Linked DNA regions of Mus musculus: region 1 is linked to region 2. The links are chromatin loops, found by intact Hi-C in ENCODE. Cell type or tissue: heart. All regions are shown on one strand. Links, peaks and the distances in the headings refer to the core of each region. The heading gives the core; the rest is flanking DNA.

What was found. A loop is a pair of places that touch in the nucleus more often than their neighbours do. Peaks named below come from ENCODE experiments on the same cell type or tissue, not always from the same donor. Only the 100,000 strongest peaks of a DNase experiment are listed, where the experiment ranks them.
Region 1: a loop joins it to region 2, with 2.1 times the contacts of the local background. A loop is called at or near these places in 5 of 42 quality-filtered maps.

Annotation. Positions count from the first base shown.
Region 1 is chr1:119,461,312-119,466,686 of GRCm38, forward strand. No RefSeq gene overlaps it. Among named protein-coding and RNA genes, the nearest start is that of Gm46145, 10 kb to the left of the region's middle. In heart, for the core only: a CTCF peak has its summit at 2,289 (motif pointing left); no DNase peak of the experiment used is centred there.
Region 2 is chr1:119,522,505-119,527,879 of GRCm38, forward strand. It overlaps Tmem185b (transmembrane protein 185B), which reads left to right and starts at 3,650. Exons shown (of 1, transcript NM_146103.2): 1 at 3,650-5,375. The coding sequence starts at 4,007. The coding sequence ends at 5,059. In heart, for the core only: a CTCF peak has its summit at 2,621; DNase peaks (open chromatin) are centred at 2,657 and 3,607; H3K4me3 peaks cover 2,183 bases; H3K27ac peaks cover 1,963 bases.

The sequences.
Region 1 (5,375 bases), core at 80-5,079, 61 kb before region 2:
TGGCCCCACTGTCTGCTGCAGGCACCTCCCAAGTTAGAATCCCAGTTCCACCAAACACAGAGCTTTAGGAAGCTGCTCTGAGTCTTCTGCAGTCGAAGGCTACGGGTGGAGCCAGCCCTCTGGATTCTACACCTCTCACATCCAGCCAGTCAGCAGGCTGCAGCCGGAGGTAACTGGTGACTTCCAGGTTTAGGTGATGGGCAACTTTTATATGAAGATAAGCCTCCCTCTGCATCTCCTGTGGGGCCTCTGCTGCGCCCACTCCCCAAACCCTGACTGCACAGCCCTCTGTGGGTGTCCTCTCGGGATGAGACAAGTACCCAGATAGTTTAGGATAGCACTTGAGAAGAAATGTCACCTTCGGGCTCAGGAGATGGCTCTGTGGGTAAAAGCACATTCCCAGCACAGACCTGAAATCCTCCGTGGGGCTGTGTAGGAGAGCAGGAGCCTGCAATCCCAGGGCTGTGAGGGCAGAGGCAGGAGAATGACTGGGACTTGCTGACTGCCATCCTAGCTCCAGATTCAATGAGAAAGAAACCTTCCCAGACTGAGGTGGAGAGTGACAGGGCAGGAAACCCACTGTCTCACTCTAATGTGTGCATTCATACACACACATGCACACTTATGCACTCATACGCGCGTGTGCGCACACACACACAAACACACACAAATACTTCTTTAAATAAAAGGAAAGAAATGTCAACTTTTAAAGCTGTCTGCCACAGCAAACTCCACTCTGGAAGATAAAGATCTTCCAGCCCATAAAACAAAAACAGGACAGCCAGGACATGGTGTGTGTGGCATTCTTCTATGTGCACGCATGTGTGCGCATGTTCATGCATGTCCCGGAGCACTGTGCACATGTATGTGGGAGCCACAGGTCAACCTTAGATGTTGTTCCTTAAGAACCACCCACCTTATTTTCTGAGACAGGCTCTGTGATTGGCCCAGAGCTTGACACATAAGCTGGGCTGGCATGTAGGTTCTGGGGCTCAAACTACTCCACATACGTGCATGGCAGCTACTTTACCAACTAAGCCATCCTCCTGGCCCAAATGTGTCTTTTTTGTATGAAAAATGCTGTGGCGTCAGTGTCCCCTTTAAAGGCACAGAGGACGGCACTGTGAGAGTAGAGACAGGAACCACAGACACATGGGGCAGCTGGAGGGAGGTTAGAGCGGCTGGTGAAGAGGGAGGTAGGGGAGGAGCAAAGAGAGAATCTGGAAGGAGAGGGCCGCAGAGCAGGGACTCCCAAAAACACTTCCAAGAGGAATAGTGCTCAGGGTGACCACGAGGAGTCCAGGTTGTTAGCATGGTGTGGCATCCCAGATGAGACTAGGAACTGGACGGTGTCTTCCCAGAAGGGTGTCTGCTTAGAGGGTGACTCTCAGACCAGCTCTTTCTGCAAGTGTCCGGCTCAGGGAGCTCACAGTGAGCAGAGCCAGAAATATGTGGAGCATCAGAATGTTGAGTGGCTGAGGCACACACGTTAAAAGCACAGCTGAGGTCAGACAGGCAGAGGACCTGAAAGAGAACTCTAGGAGCCCCACGAAGAAGAGAACTGCAGAAATGGTTGGGAAGTAAGGTGGGAAACTTGGCTTTAATTAAATAATTAATATTTGTATATGTGTGTGTGTGTGTGTATGTGTGGAGGTTAAAAGTTAACCTCTAGCTCTTCCTAAGATGAGATCTGAGTGGGGGGACAGCGGTGATGCTCAGATCTCCAGATCTACGAGGACTGGGTGCCTGCAGTATGTGCAGCTGGGAAACAGAGTGTGGACAGAAGGTTATAAGGGGGGATATCAGGGTGTGGGAGTGCACACTGCCACCCCAGCACCTGGGAGGTAGAGGCAGGAGGTCAAGGTCACTCTCAGATATTTAGCAAGACAGCAACGAGATCATATATATATATATATATATATATAGAGAGAGAGAGAGAGAGAGAGAGAGCATGAATGAAAGAAAAAAGAAAAGAAAACAGGGCTGTTGAGATGACTCAGGTCAGGTAGACACTTGCAGCTAACTAAGCCTGACACCCTGTTCTCTCTTGTATCTACAATAAAACCTTCCTCTTCAAATGGTCCTGCCATCAGTTTATACCTCTTATAGGGTCAGTTGAAAAGCCCCATCCCAGAAGAATGGCTTAGAGGGTGGAGGGATGGCTCAGCAGCTAAGAGAACTGGCTGTTCTTTCTGAAGACCCAGGCTATTCTCAGCACCAGCGTGTGTCTGTCCCTTCACTTTTAATTCCCTCTCCATAGGATCTAAAGACCCCTGCTGGCCTCTTCTGGCATTACAGTCACATGGTGCACAGGCATACATACTGGCAAAACACCACTCATAGAAGATAGAAAAATCAGAAGGTGATTCTGAGGGGAAAGGTCCTTGCCACCAAGCCAGACAACCTGAGCTGGATCCCTGGAGCCCATATGGGGAAGGAAAGAGCCAGCTCTGGCTAGCTGTCTGTCGTCTGGCACTCCAAAGACATGCCATAGCATATGCCTCTCCCCACTATTAATACATACATACATACATACATACATACATACATACATACATACATACATACAGCTTTTAAAACTTAAAAATAAAATAGGGTGGAAGAAGATACCAATATGCATCTCCAACCTTCACTTGCAGGAAGTATTGAGATAGCGCCTAGACACACCCACACAGGGTGGGCAGGGGCTGGAGGCAGAAAGTTGCTGGTGGAGGTGGGATCACATTACAAAGAGCACTGCCAGGGTTTCAGGAATATGGATCCCTCTTTCTGTGTCTAAGGAAGTGCTGGAATTTACCCATAGAAGACAAAAAGGGGGAAGGGAGTCTTATTTTCTTTACCTGTGTTAATCTGAGTGTCTCTGGAAGGTGAAAACGATTTAAGCACACATCAAAATAATGTAAAATAAAAATCTGGTCTGTGTGTGTGTTGCATGTATATAGGTGTGCTGGGTTTGTGCCATGTACACACACACACACACACACACAGAGAGAGAGAGAGAGAGAGAGAGAGAGAGAGAGAGACCAGAGGATGCTGCTGGATATCACCAACTACTGTCCTATGGCTTATTCTCAGGGTCTCTGACTGAGCGGAAGGTCACTATTACGGCTGGCCCACAAGTTCTTGGATCCTCCTATCCCCATCCCCACCCCCACCCCTGCTTCCTCCCAGTGTTGCAGTTAGAGACAGTCATAGCTATGCTCTGCCTGTTACCTGTTCAGGATTTGAACAGCAGGTCCTTTTACCTACTCTGTCACCTGCCTAGCCCTCAATTTGTTTTCTCTAATAGAAGAACTGATCTGCACAGTGCAGGATGCTAATTAAGATTGGAGGGATTGCTGGTGTGACTAATCAGTTGTCAACCTGATGGACTTTAGAATCATCATGGACGCAAACTTCTGGGCATGTCTATAAGGGATTGTCTAGACTAGGCTAACAGAGTAGAGAACACCCCCAAAGTATCCATCTCTCTGCTGCCTGACTGTGGGTGCCCTGGGAGCAGCTGCCTCGGGTTCCTGCTGCTGTGCCTTCCCCACCAGAATGGGCTGTGAGCCCCAGCAAACCCTTCCTCCTTATATTTCTCTTGTTAGGGATTTGATCACAGGACAGAGGTAATACATGGCAGTCCTGGCCACCACCCTGGGACATGAAGACCCTGCACTGTGAATCCCTACAGCAGGAATCCAACCCCCAACGTCTCCCACACTCGACTGTCACCCTCTCCTGTTTGCATTTATGTAGAAGTGAAGATGCAACATGGACCAAGATGTCATCCTGTCTCCAAATCCTCACCCAAACCAAGGTTTTATCTGTGAGAGGCAGTAGCAGTCTGTCATTACATTTCTACAGTAGGTTTAAACTTACAATGTTATTTGTTTTATATATTTGCTTATATCTGAGTAAGTCAGATGTTTAGGAGAGCATTTCTACTTGTAACTACTGAAAATACACAAGAATTACTTAACAAGATGGGAGTGTGATAGAATGCTTGCCTACAGTGTAGGAAGCCCTGGTTTCCACGCCCAGCACTGCACAAACTCAGTATAATGGTGCACATCTGTACTTGTAGCACTTGGGGGATGGGGGAGATGGAGGCAGGAGAATCAGGAATTCAAAGTCATCTTTAGCTACTTACAGAATTGGAAGCCGGTCAGCCATGGTGTTGCATGCCTCTGCTCCCAGTACGCAGCAGATAGAGGCAGGAGAGTCTCGGAATCAGAGCAAAGCCTGGGCCTCATGAACCCATCTCAGAACAGAAACGAAATAGCTACAAAAGTCCGGAGGAAGGAGAGGTCCCAAGCATGCACTGCAGATGGGTAATCAACTCACCGCCTTGCAGCAGACAGAGAAAGGGGACGAATGAAACCAGCCCCAGGGAACCCAAGGCATCCTCACTTGACTGCAAATCAAGCCCCAGCTCAGCTCCTACAGGCAAAGGGTTGCCATGGCGCCTCTGGTTAAAATGAGCATGCCCAGGGGCCAGGCACTGGTCCCTCCACTTGGGTCTGCCAAGAGGAAACAGTTGCTGGGGGAAAAAAAAAGAAACCAGGACAAAATACAAGACTGAGTGTCATTGTCTCCAACGAAACATTAAAAAGAAGACTTGAGCCAGGTGGTGGTGGTGGTGGTGGTGGTGGTGGTGGTGGTGGTGGTGGTGGTGGCGGCGGCGGCGGTGGCACGTGCCTTTACCCCCAGCACTTGAGAGCACTCTGTGAATTTGAGGCCAGCCTGATCTACAGAGTGAGTTCTAGGGCAGACAATGAGATTGTATTGTATTGTATTTTAAAAGAAACAATACAATACAATACAATACAATACAATACAATACAATACAATACAATCAAGGGGGCTGGTGAGATGGCTCAGTGGGTAAGAGCACCCGACTGCTCTTCCGAAGGTCCGAAGTTCAAATCCCAGCAACCACATGTCACACTGCTTGCCTCTTGCTCTTTCCTCTCTTACTCTTGCTGTCTTGCTCTCTTGCTTCTCTCTTGCCCTCTTGGTCTCTTCCCTTCCCCCTTCCCTTCCCTTCTGTATTCCCTTCCCCCTCTCTCCACATGCTCATGGCTGACCTCTACTTCTCTTCTCTTCTCTTCTCTTCTCTTCTCTTCTCTTCTCTTCTCTTCTCTTCTCTTCTCTTCTCTTCTCTTCTCTTCTCTCTCTCTCTCTGTCTCTCTCTGTGTGTCTGTCTGTCTGTCTTTCTCTGCCTCTACTACCCTCTTAATGCCCTTCCTCATGCCCTGAATAAACTCTCTTCTATACTATACCGTTGTGCGGCTGGTCCCTCAGGGGAAAAGGATGTCTTGGCATGGGCCCACTGAGACATCCCATCCCCCATAACTCATCACACATCCATAGAACATATTCTCTTTATT
Region 2 (5,375 bases), core at 281-5,280:
TGGGAAGCAGGACAGTAGCACACATCTGGAATCCCACGACTCCCACAGCGAGAGAAGGCAGAGAGAGGCAGGGGACCCCAGAAGCTCCAGGGCAGCCTAGCCTCATGCATGCTGTAGCCAACAAGAGACTTTCCCTAAAGCAAGGTGGGGAGTGAGGACAGGCACCCAGGGTTGTCCTCTGATTCCCCCACACTGCTATGGCATATGTGCACTGGCAGACACAAAACAAACGGGGAAAACAATACGGGGTGCTGTGTGCAGGGAGCATAGTCATGGAGGGCTTCTTGGAGGAAGTGACATACACTAGAACTGGGAAGGCGACAGCACAGGAGAAGCCATGGGAGGAGCTCCATGTTGCATCATGTGTCTAGGACAGGGCTGGGTCACAGGGCAGATGCCGGGACTTTAACTGTCTAGTTAATACACAAGCTAAGGAATGAACTCATACAAGGAAAGCTGCTAAGGCCTGAGACTAAGTTTCAAAGGTCCTGATGAAACTTGGCTCCCTGGGGGCTGTAATCTCTTGAATCTGTATCTCAGGACAAATCAGGTGCTAGGAGAACACCAGGAAAGAGCTGAAGAAACCCAGACCTAGGGTTGAGCAGAGCCTTTCAGGTCAGCTGCAGGTGACAGCATGCTCTGAAACACTATGTCCAGCAAGCACCTGCTCTGAGTGACCCCTAGAGCTGCAGCCTTACCATTTGTATGTGGCCGCCCTGCTGCTCTGTGTGTGTGTGTGGGGGGGGGAGGGTGGAGGGGTGGGGAGGGCTGCTGCTCAGTCTGTGTGTGTGTGGGGGGGGGGCGGAGCTGATGCTCAGTCCTGGGATGAGGGTGGGGGTGCTGCTCAGTTGGGTGGGTGGGGCAGGGCTGATGCTCAGTCCAGGCGGGCACAGTCACTTCAGCCTCACTAGTACTTTTGTTTCCTCACAGGCCTGCGTGGGCATGAGGCTGATAGATGACAAGGTCAGAGCAGCAGGACTGCTGGAAGCCCTAGGACAGTGGCACCTGTCCTTGTGGGAGGCGGCATCTAATTGATGCAGAGATAGCCGGTGACAATGGCCACTACAGCTGGGATCCCAGCACCAGGTTCTTATACACGACTCTCTTTGTCTGCACTTTGAGGAGGTTATCGTTTCTGTCTCAGATAGGACAGGACAGCCTTGGTAGCTTGCTACAGCATTGGGCCTCCTCCACCTCCACAATACGTAGAAAGGATGTGGGAGCTGGACCCTGCTGTTGTAGGCAGAGATGGGACTGTGCTCTGTTTAGGGACAGGAGCTGACAGAAAGAACCAGATGGACCATGGCTTCTCTGTGACATAGTAGATACGACTAAACTATATGGATCTGAAAAGGAACTTCCCAGGTTTGCAGTATTAGCTCAGAGCACGTTCAGCAAGGGCTGAGGCCTTGGAAAGATCCAGGCTTGAGCCAAAGGCTGGAAATGTGGCCAGGTGTCACCTGGAGTGGGGGTTGGGAAGAAGGCTCCATGCTGAAAGAATTTGTCCAGTGGAGTTTGAGGACCTGAGGGCAAATCCCAAGCAGTCACATCTGAAGCGGCTTCCGGTAAGTCCCGTGCTGGAGGACAGGGTGGGGGGACGTGGACGCTGGAGCTTGTTGGCCAACCTATGTCCAGGCCAGGAGAGATTTTGTTTCAAGGGACTAAGGTGAAGATTGGCAGATCAGGACTCCTGACACTCTCTGTCCCCTATAAACACACATCCTCTCCCCCAACACAAGGGGTCAGCAGGGGACTAGGTGAGTTCAGGAGAAACTCAGGTTAGACCGAGGGCTGAGACTGAGGCTGCCCAACACGGGTGGTGAGAGGAGGACACTATGTCAGGCCACATCTCAGGGGCTCCCCAAACTTTACAATACACTACTTCCTGTTCTCTGGGCTCAGTCTCCCAAAGCCACGCACCCTCAGAATAGGGAGGCCCATGTTGGTGGCCAGGGGTGCTACACCCCACACACTCCAGCACAGGAGCTATTTTAACATTCAGTTTGTATGCTAGCTTCAGGGTAGCTGTGCTGGGAAGAACGGCTCAGTGGATGAAGTACTTATCTAGCTGCCCCGCAGTCTGAGGAGCAGTTTGGTCTTCAACTTTGGTACAGAATCCATACAAAGCTAGACAGGCATGATAGCTCTCTACAATCCAGTCCTTCGGAAGCAGAGAAGAGATCCCCTGGGCAAACTGGTTGACACCTGATGTGAATTTCAAGCCTCTATGTGCATCTGCACACACACACACACACACACACACACACACACTTGAATGTGCAAACACATGCACACCACACACACACAAAGACCCTTTTCTACGGCAGCATTCTTTTTAAACGGTAGGAGCACCAAAAAAGCCAAGAAACTAAACTGATGCCCAGTAGGGGCCATCACTCCAATCGGCTCTGTAGAAACAGAGGGCCTGGACACTGGTTCACCTGTTGCAATTTCTGGGCTTGGGGGGCACTCTGCCGTCTGGCACTAATCTCCAGCAACCCTTATGCAACTCCTTGGTGCCCATCATGAATGAGGAAAGCCTGGGGCTTAGCAGCTGTCCCCACTTTTCTCTGGAAGGGCTGAAAGAAGAGGCAGTAGCGTCCGTGAAGGTTCTCTGCTTCCCCCTGGGAGCCCTATACTCCAACTGCAGAGATTGGCAGCCATCCATTTCCACCCCCTCATTTTCCTCTAATGGCCTAAGACTTTCATGCATTTTTATCCCACTTCAGGGAACCTGAAGGGCGAGGCCCCGGGGCTGAAAAGCAAGGACTAGCAACCAGGGCTCTGCTGAGCAAGGGTCAGAGAAGGGAGGAAAGAACCCTTTAGTTCTGCCCAGCAGGTCAGAAAAAAATAGTATCTAAACCACAAACCCATTGCAGCTTATCAGAGAGGGGGTGGGTTGGGATGGATTTGCTTCCCTTTTCAGCCGGTGGCTGGCAGGGTCTGGGGTACAACCAAAATTTCTTGACCCTTGCACCTTTTCCTAACATAGTTCTAAAAGAATCAGACTCATGCAGTGTCTGATAAATGAAAATGAGACTCAAGGTTGGGAGCCCTAAATCCAAGCCCTAATTCTGCCGCTAACCAGGCCTTCTCTGGGTCCAGTTTCTTCACTTGCTCCCTCAGGGAGCTGTTTCTGGCCTGGTGGGGCACCCTCCCAGGTACCCCTCCACCAGGTGACAAAGGGCAGAAGAGTATTGGTAAGCACCTAGGCGCTCCGCACCACCTTTTAGGGGCAGCCTGAGAATCGCTAGTGGCTCTGTGGAGTTTTGCCCTGGGCAGAGCCCTAACCCGTTGACTGCCTGCACCCCCCCCCCCCCCCGGCCTTCGCGCCGAACCCAGGGTCAAAGCCACTGCTCCTCGCGCGTCCTTCCATCCGTGCTGGGCAGTCACAGTTACCGGCGCGCTCTCAGACTCCCTTCGCTCGCCCGCCACCCGCCTTTGCCCGTGCACCCCCAGGCTCCGGGGCCAGACAACGCGCTGCTCTTGCCCTCCCCACTCGGAAAGACCCCAAACCCCTGCGGGGACCGGCTCGCCCTGCCCTCCGCCCAGCTCTGCTCCCACCGCTCTCCGACCCCGCCCCGTCCCGGGCCCCGCCCCCGAGCCTGCCGGGAGGATGTGAGCTCACTCCCTCCTCCATGTTCCGGCCTCCTCCAGGAAGCGTCCTCCGAAGGTCTCGGCCAGCTCACAGGCAGCGGGTCTGCGGGTCGCCGAGTCCGCAGCGCGCCAGGTCCCATCCGACTCCGCACGCAACGCGGCGTCGGCCTCGTGGCTGCGAAATGAAGGCAGACGGCGTGAGCATCCACTGAAGCCTGAGCTACGGGGTTGGGGCAGTGTCCCCGGCGTAGGCACCGTACCGTTCGCGGCCAGCGCACGCTGTGCCCTCGGCTCGCTTCCGGCCGGGCCACGTGACTGCTCGCACGTGTTCCGGCCCCTCGGAGCTGCGGTCTGGAGCCTCTAACACGCAGCGGGCGGATGCCCATCTAGAGGCAGTACAGCCTTCGCCATGAACCCCAGGGGCCTGTTCCAGGACTTCAACCCCAGTAAGTTCCTCATTTATGCCTGCTTGCTACTCTTCTCCGTGCTGCTGCCCCTGCGCCTGGACGGCATCATCCAGTGGAGCTACTGGGCAGTCTTCGCCCCCATCTGGCTGTGGAAGCTCCTGGTCATCGTGGGCGCCTCGGTGGGTGCGGGCGTGTGGGCCCGCAACCCACGCTACCGTACAGAGGGGGAAGCCTGCGTGGAATTCAAAGCCATGCTTATCGCCGTGGGCATCCACCTGCTACTACTCATGTTTGAGATACTAGTCTGCGACAGGGTGGAGAGGGGCACCCACTTTTGGCTGCTGGTCTTCATGCCACTCTTCTTCGTTTCCCCTGTGTCCGTGGCCGCCTGTGTCTGGGGCTTCCGACACGACAGGTCTTTGGAACTGGAGATCCTGTGCTCTGTCAACATCCTGCAGTTCATCTTCATCGCCCTGAGGCTGGACAGGATTATCCACTGGCCGTGGCTAGTGGTGTTCGTGCCCCTGTGGATCCTCATGTCATTCCTCTGCCTGGTAGTTCTCTATTACATCGTGTGGTCCCTCCTATTCCTGCGGTCCCTGGATGTGGTTGCAGAGCAGCGAAGAACACATGTGACCATGGCCATCAGCTGGATCACCATTGTCGTGCCCCTGCTCATTTTTGAGGTCCTGCTAGTTCACAGACTGGATGACCACAATACGTTCTCTTACATTTCCATTTTCATCCCGCTTTGGCTCTCATTACTGACTTTGATGGCTACAACGTTCAGGCGGAAAGGGGGCAATCATTGGTGGTTTGGGATTCGCAGGGATTTCTGTCAGTTTCTACTAGAAGTTTTTCCGTTTTTAAGAGAATATGGAAATATCTCTTACGATCTCCATCACGAAGACAGTGAAGATGCTGAAGACGCATCGGTGTCAGAAGCTCCGAAAATTGCTCCAATGTTTGGAAAGAAGGCGCGGGTAGTTATAACACAGAGCCCTGGGAAATATGTGCCTCCACCTCCCAAGTTAAACATTGATATGCCAGACTAAACTCACAGGCTGGGCCTTTCAGTGAAATAAGAACCATATACCCTTGAATTCCACTTTGCTTTTTTCTTGTGTTCATCCAGTCCTGGAATTGGAAACAGGTCCCCCTCATTTTACATCCACACTGAGACAGAAGTCTCTTGCAGTGGTCATTGTGTGCCGTAGGCAGAAGGGGGAAACTGTAGGACTGTGGGATGTGTACATAATGTGCAAGAGAACTTGCTTTCCAGGCCCACATCTTGTGAGCTAGCCAAAGGTGGTAAATCGAATTGTTTCTAGGCCTTCAAAAGACCTGAAAACTACATAGCTGTTTGTTTTA